Linked DNA regions of Homo sapiens: region 2 is linked to region 1. A link is an interaction called in ENCODE POLR2A ChIA-PET data of the cell type or tissue named here. Cell type or tissue: PC-9. All regions are shown on one strand. Each heading gives the region's core, and the rest is flanking DNA. Links, peaks and the distances in the headings are about the cores only.

Region 1 (4,482 bases), core at 341-4,340:
ACTCAATAGAAAAATGAGTAGGTATTCTGGATACAAGTCCTTTCTCAGACACATATATGGCAAATATCTTCCACTCTCTGGCTTACCTCTTCATTCAATGTCATCTTCTGGTGGACATAAGTTTTTAATTTTCAGGGCCAGGTGCAGTGGCTTACACCGTAATCCTAGCACTTTGAGAGGCTGAGGCAGGCGGATTGCTTGAGCCCAGGAGCTCAAGATCAGCCTGGGCAACATGAGAACCTTTCTCTTAAAAAAAAAAAAAAAAAAAAAGGCCGGGCACGGTGGCTCACACCTGTAACCTAGCACATTGGGAGGTCGAGGTGGGCAGATCACCTGAGGCTGAGGTCGGGAATTCGAGACCAGACTGACCAACGTGGAGAAAGCCCGTCTCTACTAAAAATACAAAATTAGCTGGGCGTGGTGGCGCATGCCTATAATCCCAGCTATTCGGGAGGCTGAGGCGGGAGAATTGCTTGAACCTGGGAGGTGGAGGTTGCGGTGAGCCAAGATCATGCCATTGCACTCCAGCCTGGGGGAAAGAGCCAAACTCAAAAAAAAAAATTCTTAATTTTTATGTCCTTGAATTTATTGTTTCCTTTATAGTTAGTGGTTTTTGTGACCTGTTTAAGAAATATTTGTCAGGCCAGGCACCGTGGCTCACACGTGTAATCCCAGCACTTTGGGAGGCCTAGGCAGGCAGATCACTTGAGGTCAGGAATTCGAGACCAGCCTGTCCAACATGGCGAAACCCCGTCTCTACTAAAAATACAAAATTTAGCCAGGTGTGGTGGTGCACCTCTGTAATCCCTGCTACTCGGGAGACTGAGGCAGGAGAATCGCTTGAACCCGGGAGGCAGAGGTTGCAGTGAGCCAAGATCGTGCCACTGTACTCTAACCTGGGTGACAGAGAGAGACTCCATCTAAAAAAAAAAAAAAATTGTCTACTCTTTGACAGTGAAACATTTTTCCTACATTTTTTTCTCTGAACATTTCATTGTTTGCCCTTAATATTTAGATGTTATAGTGTGTATGGTATGAGAAAGAAGTCAATTTTCATTTCTCCATATGGATACTAGTGCTGATAATTTACCTTTCCATTTTCTGCTTGTGAACACTGGGACTGGGGCCTGTGAATTATGTTTCTCAGCCTTCCTTGTTGATCGTTTCCCATTAGGCTCTCCAAGAAGAGATACATGGGCAGGAGATCAGAAGGCAGCAGAAAGAAGTCTTTCTTCTTTTTCCTTTCTTCTCAGTCTTTCCTTCTTCCTCTTTGAAGTGGAGGCCCCTCCTTCAAAGTTGAAGCTCTGGCAACATGTTCCTCCTCCCTGGGCCCAGCTCCTTTCTCTGCACTCTTAGATTCTGGTGGCACCACCTCCCCTACATTTGTTCCCTAAATGCTAGAAGAGACTGGAGTTACTTTTCTCTGGGTTACCTCATCTTCTTTTTGATCTTTCAGATTTCCATCACCTGTCTAACCACTTCTCTATACCAACTTTTCTGTTTCAGCACCATTTAACCGAAAAGGCTCTCCTTTCCCTGCTGCTCTGCAGAGCCATCTTTGTCATAAATTGTTTAAATATGGTCTAGTTTTCTATCTTAACACCAATACCATACTGTCTTGAGTACTAACTTTTAAAAATTTATTTTATTACTATTATTTTTTTAAGACAGGGTGTCGCTCTGTCACCCAGGCTGGAGTGCAGTGGCGTGATCACCACTCACTGCAGCCTCCACCTCCCAGGCTCACGTGATCCTCCCACCTCAACCTTCCTAATCACTGGGACCACAGGCACTCACCACCTTGCCCAGCTAATTTTTGTGGTTTTTTTTTTTTTTCTTTTTCGTAGAGATAGGGTTTCGCTGTTTTGTCCAGGCTGGCCTCAAATTCCTGGGCTTGAGCGATTCTTCCTCCTTGGCCTCCCAAAGAGCTGCAATTACATACATGAGCCACCACACCCAGGTTCTAACTTTTTAGTAAGTCTTGGTATCTGGTAGAACGAGTCCTCCCACCTTGAGCCAATATCACGCTCCATTACTGTAGTGATTAAGGAAATGCTTTTTTCTCTATTACCCGAAGGAGTCTGTGTAAGACTGAAATTATTTATTCCTTAAATGTTAATATGACTTGCCAGTAAAGCCATGTGAGCCTTAAATTTTCTTTGAAGAGAAGTTTTAAATTATGAATTCAGGTACTTTAAAAGTTAGAGGAGTTTTTCAAGTTTTCTATTTTTTCTTGTATCATTTTTGTATTTTCCCTAGGATTTCCACCTTAATTTTTAAATTGATTGATATAAAATGTGTCCATAATATCCTCTTTTTAGTTTTTAGAATTTATAGGATCAGAAGTGATGCCTCTGTTATATTCCTGAGACTGTTCTCTTTTTTCTTGATCAGGATCACAAAAGGTTTATCAATTTCATTAGTCTTTTCAGAGAACCAATGTGTGGCTTCATTAATCCTCTCTTTTGTATGCTTGTTTTCTAGTTAATTAATTTTTTCCAGGTGGAAGCTGGGGCTGTGGAGAAAACACACACACACCACTCAAAGTAGAGAGAAAATGGCTTTCCCCCCTCTACCTGCTAGTTTTCTGAGAATGCCCCTATCGGCTGAACCAAAGTCTAGGACATGTAGCTCCCTGTATTTCAGAGTAGAAAAGAGAAAGGAAGAAAAGAATAGGCAGAAAGAAAGAATGGCAAACAACAAGCCTGTAGATCTATTTTGTCAGTTTCTGCAAGAAATATGTTAAAATGTCTCACCATGATCATAGACACATCTATTTCTACTTCTAGTTCTGTTGATTTAGCATTTTATTTTGAGGACGATATTAGTAGGTGCCTACAAATTTAGAATTATTACATCTTCCTGGAAAATTGCCTTTTTTCTGAGACGGAGTCTTTCACTGTCACCTAGGCTGGAGTGCAGTGGTGTGATCTCGGCTCACAGAGTGCAACCTCTGCCTCCTGGGTTCAAACAATTCTTGTGCCTCAGCCTCCTGAGTAGCTGAGCTTACGAGTATGTTCTACCACACCCGGCTAACTTTCATATTTTTAGCAGAGACAGGGTTTCGCCATGTGGGCCAGGCTGGTTTTGAACTCCTGGCCTCAAGTGATCCACCTGCCTCCCAAAATGCTGGGATTACAGGTGTGAGCCACTACACCCAGCCAAAATGACATTTTATCATTGTGAATTATGAGTCTTATATTTGTCTCAGTTCTTCTTTTTCTTTTTTAATATATAGAGACCGTGTCTCGCTATGTTGCCCAGGTAGGTCTCAAACTCCTGGCCTCAAGTGATCTTCCTGCCTCAGCCTCCCAAAGTGCTGGGATTACAGGTGTGAGTCACTGTGCTCGGCCTGTCTCAGCTTTTCTAACACCTATTCCTCTCCTTTCTTTCCTTCTGACTGATTAATATAGTTCATTATTCCATTTTTTGTTTCTGCTAATTTGAATGTTAAACAATCTTTTTCTAGTAATTTAGCAGTGACCCTCAAAATCATAATGTTTATCATTGCCTCATCCAGTCTAATGTGAATTGATCCATTAACCCTCCTCCTGGGCAATGCAAGGACCTTAGAACACTTTTAAGTCCTTTTACACACACCTGACATATGGCCATTGTTGCACATATGCATGTAGTTTTTTGTTGTTTTTTTTTTGAGACTGAGTTTTGCTCTGTCACCAGGCTGAAGTGCAGTGGCGTGATCTCAGTTCACTGCTGCAATCTCCAACTGCATGGTTCAAGCAATTCTCCTGCCTCAGCCTCCCGAGTAGCTGGGATTACAGACACACACCACCACGCCCAGCAAACTTTTGTATTTTTTTTAGTAGAGACAGGGTTTCACCATGTTGGCCAGGATGGTCTTGATCTCCTGACCTCATGATCCGCCCGCCTCAGCCTCCCAAAGTGCTGGGATTACAGGCATGAGCCACCACACCCTGCCTACATATGGTTTTTATCCAACAAAACATCATGACTATCATTTTAAATGACCAATGTACATTAATATTTACCCACATTTTACACTTATATTTACCCACATATGTTCCATTTTGTTACTCATTATTTCTTTCTGCATCTCTGGTCTTCTATATTAGAGTCATTTTCTTTCTACCAGAAACACACCTCTTATACTTTCATTTAGTTATGGTCTATAGATGACAAAGTATTTGTTTCTGAATTCTATTTCTTATTTTTTAGAGACCGAGTCTCGCTCTGTCGCCCAAGCTGAAGTCCATTGGCACAATCAGGGCTCACTGCAGCCTCCAACTCCTGGGCTGAAACAATCCTCCAACCTCAGCCTCCCAAGTAGCTAAGAATACAGGCATGTGCTACCACACCTGGCTAATTTTTTGTTTTGTTTTGAGATGGAGTCTCGCTTTATTGCCCAGGCTGGTCTCAAACTCCTGACCTCAAGGGTTCCTCTCACCTTGGCCTCCCAAAGCACTGGGATTACAGGCATGAACCACACCCAGCATTCATTGA
Region 2 (4,482 bases), core at 121-4,120, 1.1 Mb before region 1:
AACTTGATTTACCAGTGAAGAAGTTGACCTGATTTTAGGCAATTTTTCTATAGTAGCAGGTGGTAAGATGCAGGTAGATGGTTAGACGTGGTGGTGGGAGAAAAAAGTGGTTGAGAGGACTTACCTCTCAGTGTAGCATGTAATTAAGTGCCCACATTCTGTGGGGGAGACCTGAGTTCCAGTTCTGTCTCTGCTCTGTGCTACCTGTAAGATGCTGGGCAAATTATTAACCTCTTCAGGGCTTGATATGTAGGACATCTGCAAACATTTGTACTGTCAATCAATTCACAGGATTCAAGGGATGTTAGAGGACATCTAGTCCAAGATTTCTTTTTGTTTGTTTGTTTTGTTTTGAAACAGAGTCTTGCTCTGTTACCGAGGCTGGAGTGCAGTGGTGCAATCTTAGCTCACTGCAACCTCTGCCTCCCGGGTTCAAGCGATTCTCCTGCCCCAGCCTCCCAAGTAGCTGGGATTATAGGCATCCACCACTACGCCCGGCTCACTTTTGTATTTTTAGTAGAGACAGGCTTTCACCATGTTGGTCAGGCTGGTCTTGAACTCCTGACCTCAGGTGATCCGTCCGCCTCGACGTCCCAAAGTGCTGGGATTACAGGCATGAGCCACCATGCCCAGCCTAGTCCAATATTTATTTTGTTAACTCTGTGTTTGTGTATGTTTGTGCCAGAAAATTATCACTAAATAAACAGAATAAAATACATTGAATTGCAAAGAAAATTGACTAAACTCTATTTATTAAAATGTTAAGAGAAAATAAATTTGTAATATAGTCATATATGTGTTTCATGAATGCACATTAAAAATAAGATCTAGACACAGGTTTAAAAACTTCAGTTTTTGAAATTTTTGTATTTAAAAAAATTTTTTTTATAGAGACACGCTCTCCCTATGTTGCCTAGGCTGGTCTCGAACTCCTGGACTCAAACAGTCCTCCTGCCTTCCAAAGTGCTGGGATTACAGGCACGAGCCACTGTACCCAGCCAATCTTCAGTTTTTAAGTAGTAATGAGAATAAAAGATATTATAAAATATTTGCAGAATCCTTAATGTGACATAAAACGTCTGTGATTTCTATTGGCGACAGTCATGGATGGTATTAATACTAATTGCCTACATTCATCATTGAAGGACATGTTGAATTTCAGTTGGATGCTGACAAAAATAAAATTTTTTTCTATGCAAATTTTACCAATTCCCTCAATTCTGGGGCTGTAGATCACAAGTTGGGGACCCTGACCCGGGCCAATCCCTCTATCATATAAAGATGAGGAGACCGAGCCTTGGGATGCAAACTGTCAGGACTGCACACATACTCTATGGCTGACCTGGAGCAGGAACCCAATTCTTGTATCTCCCACTGCAGTGGCTTTTGATTACTCTCCTTAAAATGTTTCAAATGGAATGACTAAGTACTCCATGAACCGTAGCAGCTTTTACCTTCCTTTAAAATGATTCTCAGCATTTAAAGGGGCTTTACCAGAACCGATGACTGAGCAGATTAGGGGTTACTTATTTCTGTTTCCTGTGTTGATGAGGTTTTCCCTTCCCCTCCCCACCTCTCGAGGTCTCAGTGCCTCCCTGTCGTTTTCTTCCTCTGCTCCCTCTCTCCGTGGGTGTATTTCTGACTCTGCATCCTTTGCTTTGTGCTATCCTGGAGTTTCTCTCCATCTGTCACTTGGTTCTCCCCTCTTTCCCAGCAGATTTAGACGTCTAGGTGAAGGAGACTTGGAGAATTCTTGGACAAAGTCCCCTGAGGACATGGTAAGTAAGCTCACAGTGTGTGCGTCATCTGTTTGGCGCACTTGGAAACCCTGCATTAGCTCATTCACCACAAAGCAAATATATGCTAGCATCCCAGAAACTGGCCTAGAGCCTTTTTCACCCTCTGTTATAAATCCCCCTAGGTGGCATTGATAGATTTCAGGGGTTCCCACTGAGCCTTTTTCATTAAGATGTTATATTTTCCCCTTGGTCTCTGCCAAAATGTTTTGTAAGTACTTACAGGGGACAGCAAATAAAATGTTCATGTTTTTGTGTTCCTCCTTAGTGTAGTATCTTCTACCACAGATACCTTTTGGGCTATTGCTGGTACAGTTATCCAGGTAAAAGACAGAACCATGTCACGTGTTAAACAGTAGGATTTATCTCTTGTGTTAGGAATAGACCACTTAGATAAAACTCTCCCTTTTAAATGATATTAGAGCTTTCCTGTATACCAGGTTCATTTTTTTCCACATTGTTACTGAGTGGTTAGGTGGAGAGCACAGGAACATTTACACTCAGTCTCTAAACTCACAGTGCTCTCAAAAGACTCGGAGAGACACACTCGAAGCTGAATAATCATTTAATAGTTGCTTAATAAATTTGAAGTAAGTACAATAATGGCCCCCAAAGATGTGCACATCCTAATCCGTGAAAGCTGTGAAATGCTGGGTTACAAAACAAAAGGAATTAAGGCAAGAGACTCTGAAACAGGGAGATTATTTTCAATAACCGAGGTGAGCCTGATGTCATTATATGGGTTCTTAAAAGTGAAGAGGGGCCGGGCGAGGTGGCTATAATCCCAGCACTTTGGGAGGCTGAGGTGGGCAGATCACCTGAGGTCAGGAGTTCAAGACTGGCCTGGCCAACATGACAAAACCCCGTCTCTACTAAAAAAAAAAAAAAAAAAAAAAAAAAAAAAAAAAAAAAAAAAAAAAAAAAAAAAAAATTAGCCGGGTGTGGTGGCATGCGCCTGTAATCCCAGCTACTTGTACTTGGGAGGCTGAGGCAGGCAGAATTGCTTGAACCCGAGAGGCAGAGGTTGCGGTGAGCCAAGATTACGCCACTGCATCCAGCCTGGGCTACAGGCTCCGTCTCAAAACAAAACAAAACAAAAACAAAAACAAAAACAAAAAAAAAAAAAAAGAAGAGGAAGGCACACAAGATTGGAGAGATGTGAGAACCAGAAAAAAGGAAGGAAAAATACAAAATGTGAGAGGAGCTCAACCTGGCTTTGAACAATCAGAATAAGCAAGGAAATGGATTTTGCTCTAGAGGATCCAAAAAGGAACACAGTCCTGCTGGCGCGTTGATTTTACCTTAGTGAGACCCATGTCAGACTTCTGACATGCAGAATTGTTGGATAATAAATATATGTTTTTTAAGACGCTTGGTTTGTGATAACTTTTTATAGTAGCAGTAGAGACTAATGCAATAATAAAGACAAGGTGGTATGCAATCATGTTTCATGTGAGAAATATACACAATTTGCTATGTGTTCAATGCCACAGAATGGGATAATTTTGCCGTGTGTGTGGGGGTGTGTGTGTATGTGTGTCCAGTCGATGGGAATGTTTAGAAGTATGGTGGCATATTGAATTAATGGGTCCAAATGTTTACCCCTCCCTGTATTCACTCTTTGCTATGTAGCTCTGCATTCCTTCCCACTGAAGTTGGGGTGTATTTTTCTACCCTTAATTCTGGGCTTGGCCATGTGCCAAGTCCCTCTTTCCTAGTGGACATCACAGTTTTGCTGAAAGAAGCCGTTCCCCCTCACAGTTTTGTCTTTGTTACGTAACGACTCTAGCTGATAGGTCTTGATTGGTCCAAGTCAGTCATGGCAGTCTCATTCTTCTTACTTGGGATTGGTTCAAGGGTGGGCTTGTAACCTAGTTTTGACCAATGAGATGTCACTTCCCCTGGAGGTTTCTGGGAAAGTTTTTTGTTAATCCTGAAAAGGAGGGAGAAGAGGATCATTTCTTCACCTGGACACTGTCATTTCTGCATGTGACGTCTGGAACCTATGTATTCATCTTGGGACTTAAAAGAATTAAGGAGAGGACAGAGCTGATCTATTGTAAATGATGACATGCAACTGGGGAATGCTTTGTCCCTTGCGTTGTTTCAGAGTTACTGAATTACCGACTTGGAGGGGCTCCAATTTTGTGTTAGTCATGTAATACATTTTCTTATTGTCTAAGCCATTCTGAGTTGATGTTTCTGCTGTATAAAGCTGAAAATAGTTTTCAAATGCAAAATTTCACTTCTCTGGTTAAAACTTCTCAATGATTTCCCTATGCCCATAAAGGTCAAAAGCCACTGGCATGGCCTGTAAGGCCCCACCCCCTCGGGCTCCTGACTGCCTTCCTGCTTCCTCTCCTGTGCCTTGTTTCTCATCATCCTTGCCACCCTTTTTTAATGTGCCATGGTCCTCTTGCCTCAAGACTGTGGCAGATGCTATTCCCTATGGAAGAATGCTATTCCTTCTACTTTACATGGTAACCCTTGCTCCCTGCCCGCCTCCCACTTTTCAGCCAAAATTTCATTTCCTCAGGAAAGGCTTTCTTGCCACCCCAGAATAGATGAAGTTCCCTGGTCATAGGTGGCAGATGGAATTGTCCGTCTCAGCTCTTCACCCTTCCCTGTATCCTGACCCATTGCCATGTGACGTGGTTTGGATGTTCGTTCCCTCCACATCTTACAC

What was found. ChIA-PET counts read pairs that join two places held together with the same protein. Peaks named below come from ENCODE experiments on the same cell type or tissue, not always from the same donor. Only the 100,000 strongest peaks of a DNase experiment are listed, where the experiment ranks them.
Region 2: POLR2A ChIA-PET joins it to region 1 with 28 read pairs; 1 of 35 experiments calls an interaction of 5 or more read pairs at or near these places.

Annotation. Positions count from the first base shown.
Region 1 is chr20:3,444,366-3,448,847 of GRCh38, reverse strand. No RefSeq gene overlaps it. Among named protein-coding and RNA genes, the nearest start is that of ATRN, 24 kb to the left of the region's middle. In PC-9, for the core only: no CTCF peak of the experiment used is centred there; a DNase peak (open chromatin) is centred at 1,977.
Region 2 is chr20:4,571,349-4,575,830 of GRCh38, reverse strand. LOC105372510 (a long non-coding RNA gene) reads left to right here and starts at 3,759. Exons shown (of 3, transcript XR_937214.3): 1 at 3,759-3,855. In PC-9, for the core only: no CTCF peak of the experiment used is centred there; a DNase peak (open chromatin) is centred at 1,810.